2 separate regions of the Homo sapiens genome follow, and region 2 is linked to region 1. Evidence: read pairs that join two places in POLR2A ChIA-PET (ENCODE). Cell type or tissue: Panc1. All regions are shown on one strand. Each heading gives the region's core, and the rest is flanking DNA. Links, peaks and the distances in the headings are about the cores only.

Region 1 (6,010 bases), core at 1,423-5,422:
CCCTCTAAGATGCTGGGGTATTTTCATTACTATGGACGCGATTGCTGCGATGATCATTTTGATTGCAGACAATCTTCCAGGAAGCAGGGAACAGCCTGAGGCCCCGCTCCGTGTTCTGTGGCATGGAAACTAAGGCTCAGAGAGGGGCGGAGACCTGGCTGAGGTCCCACAGGGTCTCAGGGCCGGTGTGAGGATAAGAATCAGGGCCCTGACCCCCTGGAAGGCCACGGGTCCCTTTCTCAGAACAGCCTGTTCTCTGTAAGATTGGGGTCTCAGGAAGGTAGGGAGACGTTGACCCTGGACTCCCACTGTGTGTGCCAGCGGATGTGGCTGGACTCGGTCCCATTTCCAGGCCGGGATGGGCAGAGCAGCTGCTGCCAGATCACCCTCCCTGCTCTGTGCTCCACGTCCCCTTGGGCCACCTCCGGCCGTGGGGTGCTTCGGGGGGAGGGGCAGGACATCAGATTTCACCTATTACTGAGGCTCTGAAAATAGCCTCCCCACCCAGTGAGACCAGAGTCAGCTTGTACCAGCGAAGCTCCCCCACCCCAATGTCCCCCAAAGCGTGAGTCACCGTAACAGCTGCGGCGGGGACCGGACCTCAGGGCCCTTTTCCGCTGCCCCCGCTTCCCCAGCCAACCTGCTAAGGCAAAGGGGAGGTGGAGGGGGCCCGGCCCAGGCCCTGTCCAATCTCGTCCCTGCCCCTGACTGGATGAGACCCAGAGATGGGGAGTGGTTTGTCCAGGGTCACACAGCCGGTCAGCAGAGCTGGGACCAGAGCCCAGATGGTCTGGCCAGGGAAGCCGGGCAGTGGGGGTGGTGGGGGGCACAGTGGGACGCGGCAGAGAGGACCCATAGAGGCGCAGGACCTGCCTGTGGAGGAGATGCCAGGCGGGCAGGAGGCCCGGACAATGTTGTCCAGCTGGGGCCGTGGCTGCCACCCAAGCTCTGGCGCTTACTGGGGCTGTGATAAGAGGCTGCTGGAAGGGACAGGGGAGGCATCCATGATGGGGGCAGGGATCACTGTCCCCCCAACTCCTTCTCTCCCCAACCCCCCTCTCTCTCTGAATTCCCCCTCCCCACTTCCCCTCTCCTCTTAATTCCTTTTCTCATCTGGCCCCTCGTAGATCTGAGTTCCCTTCCTCCTCCCTAACTGTCCCTCCCTTCTCTATGTTCCTCCCCTTCTCTGTGCCCTTTCCGGGGACAGGTGCCAGGGAGGCGGGCAGGGGTGGGGGCCCACGTCAGTGGTGACCCCGGCTAGTTACAGAGGCAGGAAGACAAACAGCTTGTAACTGGGTCATGGACCTGCTGCCCCATCCTCCCTTGTCCTCCCCAGGGGATCAGACCACGTGAGAGGCAGGGCCTGGTTGGCCGGTTGTCACTCTGTTTCTCCCACATGACCTGCAATAACCAGGGCCTCTTCCCCAGGGACCTCCTACTGCCCTCAGAGGCCCAACCGGCAAAAGAGATAACCAAGACAAGCTAGATGCTGAAAATCCTCCCAAACTCCTACACATCCCTCAACGCCCTATCTCTAGTGTCCCCTCCTTCAAGCAGCCTTTCCTCCTCAACCCAGGGTTTCCCAGATCTAGCCAGGACCATCCAGTTCTATCACCTCTCCCTCTCCAATCCTGAGGCCCAGAGTTGAGGCACCCACTGTCGGAGAAGGTGGCTGGGTGACAGTAAGGTCTATTTTCACCATCTGAATGGCTGGGGAACAGATCACCTCAGATAAGCCTCAGTCTCTCATTCTGTACAATGGGCAGAAAGGAATATTGCAGCCTGCTGGAGACAGGGGAGCTTGCCTGGTGACCTTGTTCCTTGCAAGGTGATGGGGAGAAGGGGAACAAGGCTAGGTCTTTCCTGGAAACCCCAGCTTAGCCCACTGGGACTTCCTGGCCAAAGAGAGCAGCAGCAGCTGGGAGAGACATCTGGACCCAAGACCTTGCTGAACGACCACGCCATGCACTGGGTGATGCCCTCACTCACCTCCCTGTGCTCCTCCCACCCTGAAAGTCCAGGCCAGCAAACCAGGACAAGAAACTCCAATTTCCAAACCAAAAGTTTCCAGGTAAAAGTGACTCAACAATCCTTCATGAGAATCTAGCTCATTACCTACTTAGCACTTATCCCAAATTCCTACGCATCCTTCAAAGCCTTAGTTCTAATGCCTTCTTCTCCGGGTCGGATGACTTGTCCATGGTCCCACGGACAACCCCAGGCCCATCCGGCACCAGCGTCAGGCTCTAACCTTGGGCCGCTCCTTCCCCTGGCTCAGAAAATCACAGCCTGTGGACATGTGAACGGCTCCCAGAGAGGGAAGATTCATTCTGTTGCTCAGCAAACATTTAGTGAGTGCCTGCTGCATGCCGGTCCCAGGTAGGGTGCCGAGGACTTGGCAGGGACCTGGGCTCGGCCCTCACCTGGATCCAGATCTGGGGCAGGGACGGATGGTTAAAATCAGCAAAATATGTAATAAAACGTCAAGTTGGGCAAAGTGCTCTGAAGAAATTTAAGAGTTTGAGGGACCAGAGAATCTCTGGGGTGGGGGGTGTTTTTTAGCTTGGGGGGGGGGTCCAGGAAGGTCTCTTGCAGGAGGAGACACCTGAACAAAGTCTTGAGAGATGGCACTCCAGGCCAGGAGCTTTCTGATGGAGAAATGGGTCATGCAAAGGCCCTGGGGCAGGACCGCACCTGGCGTGTTAGAGGAACAGCGAGGAGGCCCATGTGGCTGGAGCAGAATGAGCAAGGGGGAAAGAGAGAGGAGGGGAGGGTTGAGGAGGGGACAAGGACAGGCTGGGCAGGGCCTTGTGGGCCACAGTGAGGAATTTGGGTAAACTGAGTCCACAGGGTTCAAACTCTCTGCCAAGGCAGTGAGTCAGCAAAATGAACCCTGGGTCCCCTACTTCCCTCTGTGCCTTGATGTTCTGGGAGGACAATGAGGGCTGAGCCAGAGGGGCCAGGAGGTGGAGGAGAGAGGCAGGGAGCGAGGCTGTGCCTCTTACAGGCTGAGCGTTTGCTGAGCTATCACGTCTACTACGAAATAGGGGCCGGGCGCGGTGGCTCACACCTGTAATCCCAGCACTTTGGGAGGCCGAGGCGGGCGGATCACCTGAGGTCAGGAGTTCAAGACCAGCCTGGCCAACATGGTGAAACCCCATCTCTACTAAAAACACCAAAATTAGCCAGGTGCGGTGACACACACCTGCAATCCCATCTACTTGGGAAGCTGAGGCGGGAAAATCGCTTGAACCCGGGAGGCGGAGGTTGCAGTGAGCCCAGATTGTGCTACTGCACTCTAGTCTGGGCGACAGAGCGAGACTCTGTTTCAAAAAAAAAAAAAGTCTACTATGAAAGTGGGGACTATCATTGCACCCACTACCTCGAGGAGGAGACTGAGGCATGAAATCTTCCACCAAAGTCACACAGTCAGGGAGGAACTGAGCTGGGACTGGTCCCTGGGCCTCCTGGCACCCCCCCACCCCACTCCTGGGCCCCTTGAGCAAACAGTCTCGGGCCAGAGCGTCCAGTGACACCTGGTCTGCACCGTGCACACTCTCCGAGTCCCACGTGGTTCCCTTCCCCTTGTTTGATCCCCGAGGTCGGTCGCACACCACATCCTCAAGGAGTCCTGGTCACCTCGTTTCCTGCCCGTCCCCGACCCGGCCTAGACTGTCGGTCCCACAAGGGCACAGCTTTGATCTGTTAGCATCTCCAGCATCCAGACCACTGAAGCAATGCTCCCATCTTCTGCCTCTGGGACCCCCCTTATCCATGCACCCCCATGTGTAAGGAAGGCTGGTACCCACACAGGGCTGGTCAAACTCAGGGAGACCCTGGACAGGGCTGGGCAGGGAGAAAAGACTAACAGAGGCCGGGCACGGTGGCTCATGCCTGTAATCCCAGCACTTTGGGAGGCCGAGGCAGGTGGATCACCTGAGGTCAGGAGTTTGAGACCAGCCTGGCCAACATGGTGAAACCCCGTCTCTACTAAAAATACAAAAGTTAGCCAGGCGTGGTGGCACGTGCCTGTAATTCCAGCTACTTGGGAGGCTGAGGTAGGAGAATCGCGTGAACCCAGGAGGCGGAGGTTGCAGTGAGCTGAGATCACGCCACTGCACTCCAGCCTGGGCGACAGTGCAAGACTCCGAGAGAGAGAGAGAGAGAGAGAGAGAGAGAGAGAGAGAGAGAGAGGGAGAGAGAGGGAGAGAGAGAGAAAGAGAAGGAAAGAAGGAAGGAGGGAGGGAGGGAGGGAAGGAAGGAAGGAAGGAAGGAAGGAAGGAAGGAAGGAAGGAAGGAAGGAAGGAAGGAGAGAGAAAGAAAAAAGAAAGAAAAGAAAAACTAACAGAAATGCCACAGTAGAGAGGGGTCTGAGCCTGGGCCTTTCCAGGTCACCACTGTCCTTGTCACCCAGCCCAAAGCTGGGCTTACGCTGCGCAAATACACACAGAGGGAAGGGAGGGAAACTGGAAAATGCCTCTGGGGTGTTCAATGCAATTACTAGTTTAGCAACAACCATAAGCACAGCAGCACTTATTTGGCACCTACTGTATACCAGGTGTCGGACTAAGGTACATCGATGTCTCTGAGGAAAGTGCCATTATGTTTTTTATTTTATGTTGGCGGAGAAATGGAGGCTCGGGAAGACCAAAGTCCCGCCTCTCAACCAAAAACATTCATTCATTCATTCATTCATTCATTCATTCGTGCAACAGGTATTTATTGGGCACCTACTGAGTACCAAGCCCTGCACTGTGGACCTCAGAAATGTCCTGCCTCCCCGGAGGCTGCAGTGAGCCAAGATCGCACCGCTGCACTCCAGCCTGGGCGACAGAGCGAGACTCTACCTCAAAAAAAAAAAAAAAAAAAAATTGTGCTGCCTCCCTGAATCTGCAGCAGCCCTGAGGAAGTGGGGGTTTCTGCTGACTTCATTTCAGGGCAAGAAACGGTCCGGGGGTGGGGGCAGGTCACCCACCAGAGTCAGGAAAGAGGAGAATTAGTTTAGCAACAATCACAAGCACAGCAACACTTATTTGGCACCACTCTATAGCAGTTATTTGGCACCTTCTCTATACCAGGTACTATATTGGGTTTGGCACCTCCTGAGCAAGATTTTCAGGCAGATGTGAGGGGCACTCTAGGTCTGTGTGTTGGTGACCCCCATCAAGGCAGATCCGAGGCAGGCAGAGCTGTGTCCTCGTCCGTATGGGTGTCAGGGAGTGTGCACGCGTGTGCGCCCAGCGTGTGCTCATGGATGTGAACTGGTCAGGACTTGGGTGCCCGCACGCTGTGTGCTCAGGGCAGATGGGCACCCAGGTGAGGTCGGCGTGGACACAGGCAGGAGAGTGGGGGGCGGGCCGTGTCCGGGGCAGGAGGCCCAGGCAGCATTTCCCATCCATTTGGTGTGAGACAGGGAGGGAGGCCAGCTCAGAGAGACAGAGAGAGAGAAAGAAGAGGAGGAACAGAGAGAGAGGAAGGGAGGGAGAAAGAAAGAGACAGACAGAGAGAAAGAAGAGGAACAGAGAGGGAGGTAGGGAGGGAGAAAGAGAGAGAGAAGAGAGAAGGAGAGAGGGAGAGAAGGGAGACGGGGAGAGAGAGAGAAAGGAAGAGGGAAAGACGGAAAGGGAGACAGAGAAGGAGAGAGGGAGAGAGGAGGAGAGAGCGAGATGGGGGGAGAAAGGGAGGGAGACAGAGAGAGAGAGAGAGAGAGAGGAGAACGCTGACTCTGCCAGAATCCCAGCTTTGGTGATTTACAGGGCGCTTGGCCCTGGCGCGCAGAGGCACCTCCGCCGCAGAGAGGGGAGGGGGAGAAACAGAGAGAGATGCACAGAGAGACCCAGAGGGAGATACAGCGGGAGAGTGGTGGAGCCTTGTAGAGAGTGAATCAGAGGCCACCAGGCCCCGGGTGGGGGGCACACGGGGAGAGAGCGCCCACCTGCCCAAGCCGCCAGATGGAAAATGGCCTGAACCCCAGCTCTGCCAGCCCCACTGTGCCACCTCGGGCAGGCCC
Region 2 (4,000 bases), core at 1-4,000, 150 kb before region 1:
CATGGACGGGTGCCAGCGCCCACCGCCTGTGCAGATGAGGACACGAAGGCAGAGTGCAGGGCAGCAATGCCCACGACCACATAGAAGGCCCAGGGTTCTCTACATGGCTCAGCCCAAAGCACATGGGCCCAAAGGGTGGCCCACGCGGCCACAGAGCAATGGCCAGCAGCTCTCCCTCCTTCCAGCCTGCCCCCTACTGGGGCCAGGTCATGTCACCAGCCTCCTCCCCATCCCCTTCTCCCTCGCCCAGAATGGCCTCTCCCCACCCACAGTCCCCACCGGTTCTCCACAGGGCACAGCTGCCTCCCGCAGCCCCAAAGGCCCATGTGTCCCCACCACACCCGACCACTCCTGGGCCAGCACTGGCCATCCCAGGACGAGGAGAGGCCTAAGCATCTGTCCCCAGTGAAGACAGCCTCTGGGGGACAATTTCCCGAGCCTGGAGCCAGAGGGTCTATAGAGACCTGAGCCCCAGGAAAGGTGTGGGTGTGGGGCCCCCCGGGACTGATTTGCAGATGAACAGGGAATCTACGCAGATCCTGAGCCCCACGAGAGCTGTGGGTGTGGGGCCCCCCGGGACTGATCTGCAGATGAACAGGGAATCTATGCAGATCCTGAGCCCCAGGAGAGCTGTGGGTGTGGGGCCCCCCGGGACCGATTCACAGATGAAGGGGGATCTACACAGATCCTCCAGCACTTACAGAAAGGAAACCGCGGAGCAGAGACCACTTGCAAAGGCAGTACTGTGGCATGAAAACCCCACCCTGGGGGCAGGGGCTCCTGGGGGAGTCTCCGTCGGAAGTGCAGTGCTCAGTCCAGGCTGTGCAGAGGTGGTGCGTGCAGCCACAGAGGACGTCAGCTGTGGCCATGGTTGGGGAGGACAGCTGGAAACATCGGCTTCACAGGCAGCATTGCCCAGACAGTAGCTTGTACCCCTTGGCACACCAAAAACCAGGCAGGACCCGAACACTGAGCTTCAGAGCAGGGGTGAGGGAGCCCCTGCTCAGACTCCAAGAGTCCCAGAGCCAAGCGGCGAGGAACTTGTTCAAGTCCAGCAAATCTGAGACCAGAGGGAGGCCAGCCCTCCGCCCTCCTTGGGGTAGATCAGCCACCACCGTCGGCTCCATGCAGGTCGCCCAGCACTGGCGGCTTCACAAGCCCCATGCAGCCAGCAGGCGACTCACCACGTAGACGCGGCTGCCGCAGGGCAGAGACGATCCGGACTGCCAGGGGCGTAGGGTCCTGACCCCAGGACCTGTGCCTAGGCCACCTTGCAGGGCAGCAGGGACTCTGCAGGTGTGACTGAATGTTTCAGAGGGTGGCAGGTGTGGACGGGGCTTCCCCAGACACTTATGCTCCCCACGGTCCTGGAGGCCCTCTCTCTGCCCAGCCTCGCATGGGGGGCCCTGCCCTCTCTCTTTCCTCTCTGTGCCCCCACGGCCCCTGACTTCTGACAGCCCCATCCTGTGTTGGATGTGGTGGGGAGGGTCATTCATTGACCAACACACATGAACAGAGCCCTCCCAATGACAGGGCCACAGCCCCACCCACCCACTGGAGTGAGCTCCCTACCAGAGGAGGTAGTGGGAGAAAATCAAGCTGGTGGAGAAGCATTCCAGGTGGTGGCATGTGCTGCCAGGAAACACTTTTTTTTATGGAGACAGGGTCTCTCGCTCTGTCGCCCAGGCTGGAATGCAGTAGTTTGATCATGGTTCACTGCAGCCTCCACCTCCTGGGCTCCAGCTATCTTCCTACCTCAGCCTTCTGAGTAGCTAGGACCAGAGACATGCACCACCATGCCTGCTAAAGGAAGTACATTTGTAAAAGTGGCCCCCAACAACTAGCTGCCAAAGTAAAAGCAAGATGGACAACGGCACCAGCAGACTTCAAATCCCAGCACAGGACAGTCTCCCCAAGACCTGGCACCTCGCAGAGGGACCCATGGGCACAGGAGCGCGGGCACAAGCGGAACGGCTCCAGGACTGTATTCCATGCCAGCACTGCCCCTGCTCCAGATCTGACTTTGCAGGTGGGGCCCAGCCCTTCCCGTGTCCTGGTGGGAGCCTTTGTGGCTTCTGTACTTTCAGCACCCTTGGCTAGGCCTTCTCCAACAATGGAAAAACTTTGTAATGCAAATCTTACTCGTTAAAGAACTTAGCTGCCAGGTACAGCAGGAGGATACCAGGAGTTTGAGATCAGCCAACATGGCGAGACCCCGTTTCTACAAAAAATACAAACAGAGGCACTGTGGGGGGCTGAGGTGGACAGATCACCTGAGCTCAGGAGTTCGACACCAGCCTGGCCAACATGGTGAAACCTCGTCTCTACTAAAAAATAAAAATTAGCTGGGCATGGTGGCATATGCTTGTAATCCTAGCTACTAGGGAGGCTGAGGCAGGTGAATCACTTGAACCTGGAAGGCGGAGGTTGCAGTGAGCAGAGATCGTGCCACTGCACTCCAGCCTGGGTGACACAGTGAGACTCTGTCTCAAAAAAAAAAAAAAAAAAAAAGAAAGAAACAGTTAGCTGGGTGTGGTGGCATACATCTGTAGTCCCAGGACTCAGGAGGCTGAGGTGGAGGCTGCAGTGAGCTGAGATCGCACCACTGCACTCCAGCCTGGGCAACAGTGCAAGACACTGTCTCAGGAAGGAAAAAAAAAAAAAAAGAACTTTGTTTAGTTACAAATCACAGCATTTCAGATGACCCTTTTTTGTTTATCTTGTTTCACACAGAGACCTTGGTGATGCAATTCATTTCCAGAGACCTAAGTGTGGACAAACAGGAGCGCCCTGGAGTTTTTATCTTTTTAAAATTTTTATTCATTTATTTTTCTGAGATAGAGTCTCACTCTTTTTGCCCAGGCTGGAGTGCAGTGGTGCAATCTCGGCACACTGCAACCTCTGCCTCCCGGGTTCAAGCAATTCTCCTGCCTCAGCTTCTCAAGTAGCTGGGATTACAGGCACTCACCACCACACCCAGCTATTTTTTTGTATTTTTAGTAGAGAGGGGGTTTCATCATGTTGGTCAGGCTAGTCTTGAACTCCTGACCTCAGGTGATCCACACGCCTCAGCTTCCCAAAGTGCTGGGATTACAGGTGTGAGCCACAGCGCCCAGCCAGGATTTTTATTTTTGAGACCGGGTCTCACTCTGTCACCTAGGCTGGAGAGCAGTGGTGCAATTATGGCTTACTGCAGCCTTTGCCTCCTAGACTCAAGTGATCCTCCTGCCTCAGCCTCTGGAGGAGCTGCGACCACAGGTGTACTCCACCAGACCCAGCCACTTTTTGTATTTTTTGTAGAGATGGAGGCTTCCCATGTTGCCCAGGCTGGTCTCGAACTTCTGGGCTCAAGCAATCTGCCTGCCTCTGCCTCCCAGAGTGCTGGGGTTACAGGTGTGAGCCACCGCGCCCAGCTGGCATTTTTCCAGAATGAGAGAATGTAAACAAGTGTCACTGGCAGCAGCGGTGGTAACCGCGTGCACTGAGGCACTTGCTGGCAGAGTCTGGTTGTGATTGGCTAAAATATCATCCCCCACTTCCCCAGAACACTGATGCTGCCCTGAAGTCAGCACTGAAAGCAAATACACCGGGCGCCAGCTGCAGCTGCACACGGCCCCTGGCACACATCGCTGCCCAGCAGCACATGGCTGCACCTGACAAGCCCTCCGGGGCAACAGAGACGCCGTGAGCCAATGGCCCAAACGTTGCCAGGTGGGCAGCAGCTGTCAGTCTACTGGCCACACAACTCACTCAACGCTGCCCAAGGCTGGTGGGCAAAACCACAGGGCCCAGGCCTGCCCAGCAGCCTGAGACCCAGCTCCTGTCTGTCCCTGCAGTGAGGGCAGGGGTGCACAAGACGGGTGTGCAGACTGTCTTCCCACCTCCGAGATCTGGAGGGTCCTGTATCCCGGGCCTGGGGCCTCCCGGGGCACCTCACCTGGACACTTGCCCGGTGCTGCTAGCGGTGCTCAGCTCAGCTCCGGGACCCCCAGCGACCCCT

What was found. Peaks named below come from ENCODE experiments on the same cell type or tissue, not always from the same donor. Only the 100,000 strongest peaks of a DNase experiment are listed, where the experiment ranks them.
Region 2: POLR2A ChIA-PET joins it to region 1 with 8 read pairs; 4 of 35 experiments call an interaction of 5 or more read pairs at or near these places.

The regions. Positions count from the first base shown.
Region 1 is chr19:3,370,183-3,376,192 of GRCh38, reverse strand. All of the region lies in intron 1 of NFIC (nuclear factor I C), which reads right to left. Among named protein-coding and RNA genes, the nearest start is that of NFIC, 6.6 kb to the right of the region's middle. RefSeq lists enhancers at 286-701, 5,233-5,282. In Panc1, for the core only: no CTCF peak of the experiment used is centred there; no DNase peak of the experiment used is centred there; H3K4me3 peaks cover 598 bases; H3K27ac peaks cover 3,554 bases.
Region 2 is chr19:3,516,523-3,520,522 of GRCh38, reverse strand. The region is part of intron 1 of FZR1 (fizzy and cell division cycle 20 related 1); the gene reads right to left. LOC124904617 (a long non-coding RNA gene) reads left to right here. Exons shown (of 2, transcript XR_007067099.1): 2 at 1-2,360. Among named protein-coding and RNA genes, the nearest start is that of FZR1, 12 kb to the right of the region's middle. RefSeq lists enhancers at 1-71, 1,675-2,477, 2,758-3,582, 3,583-4,000. In Panc1, for the core only: no CTCF peak of the experiment used is centred there; no DNase peak of the experiment used is centred there.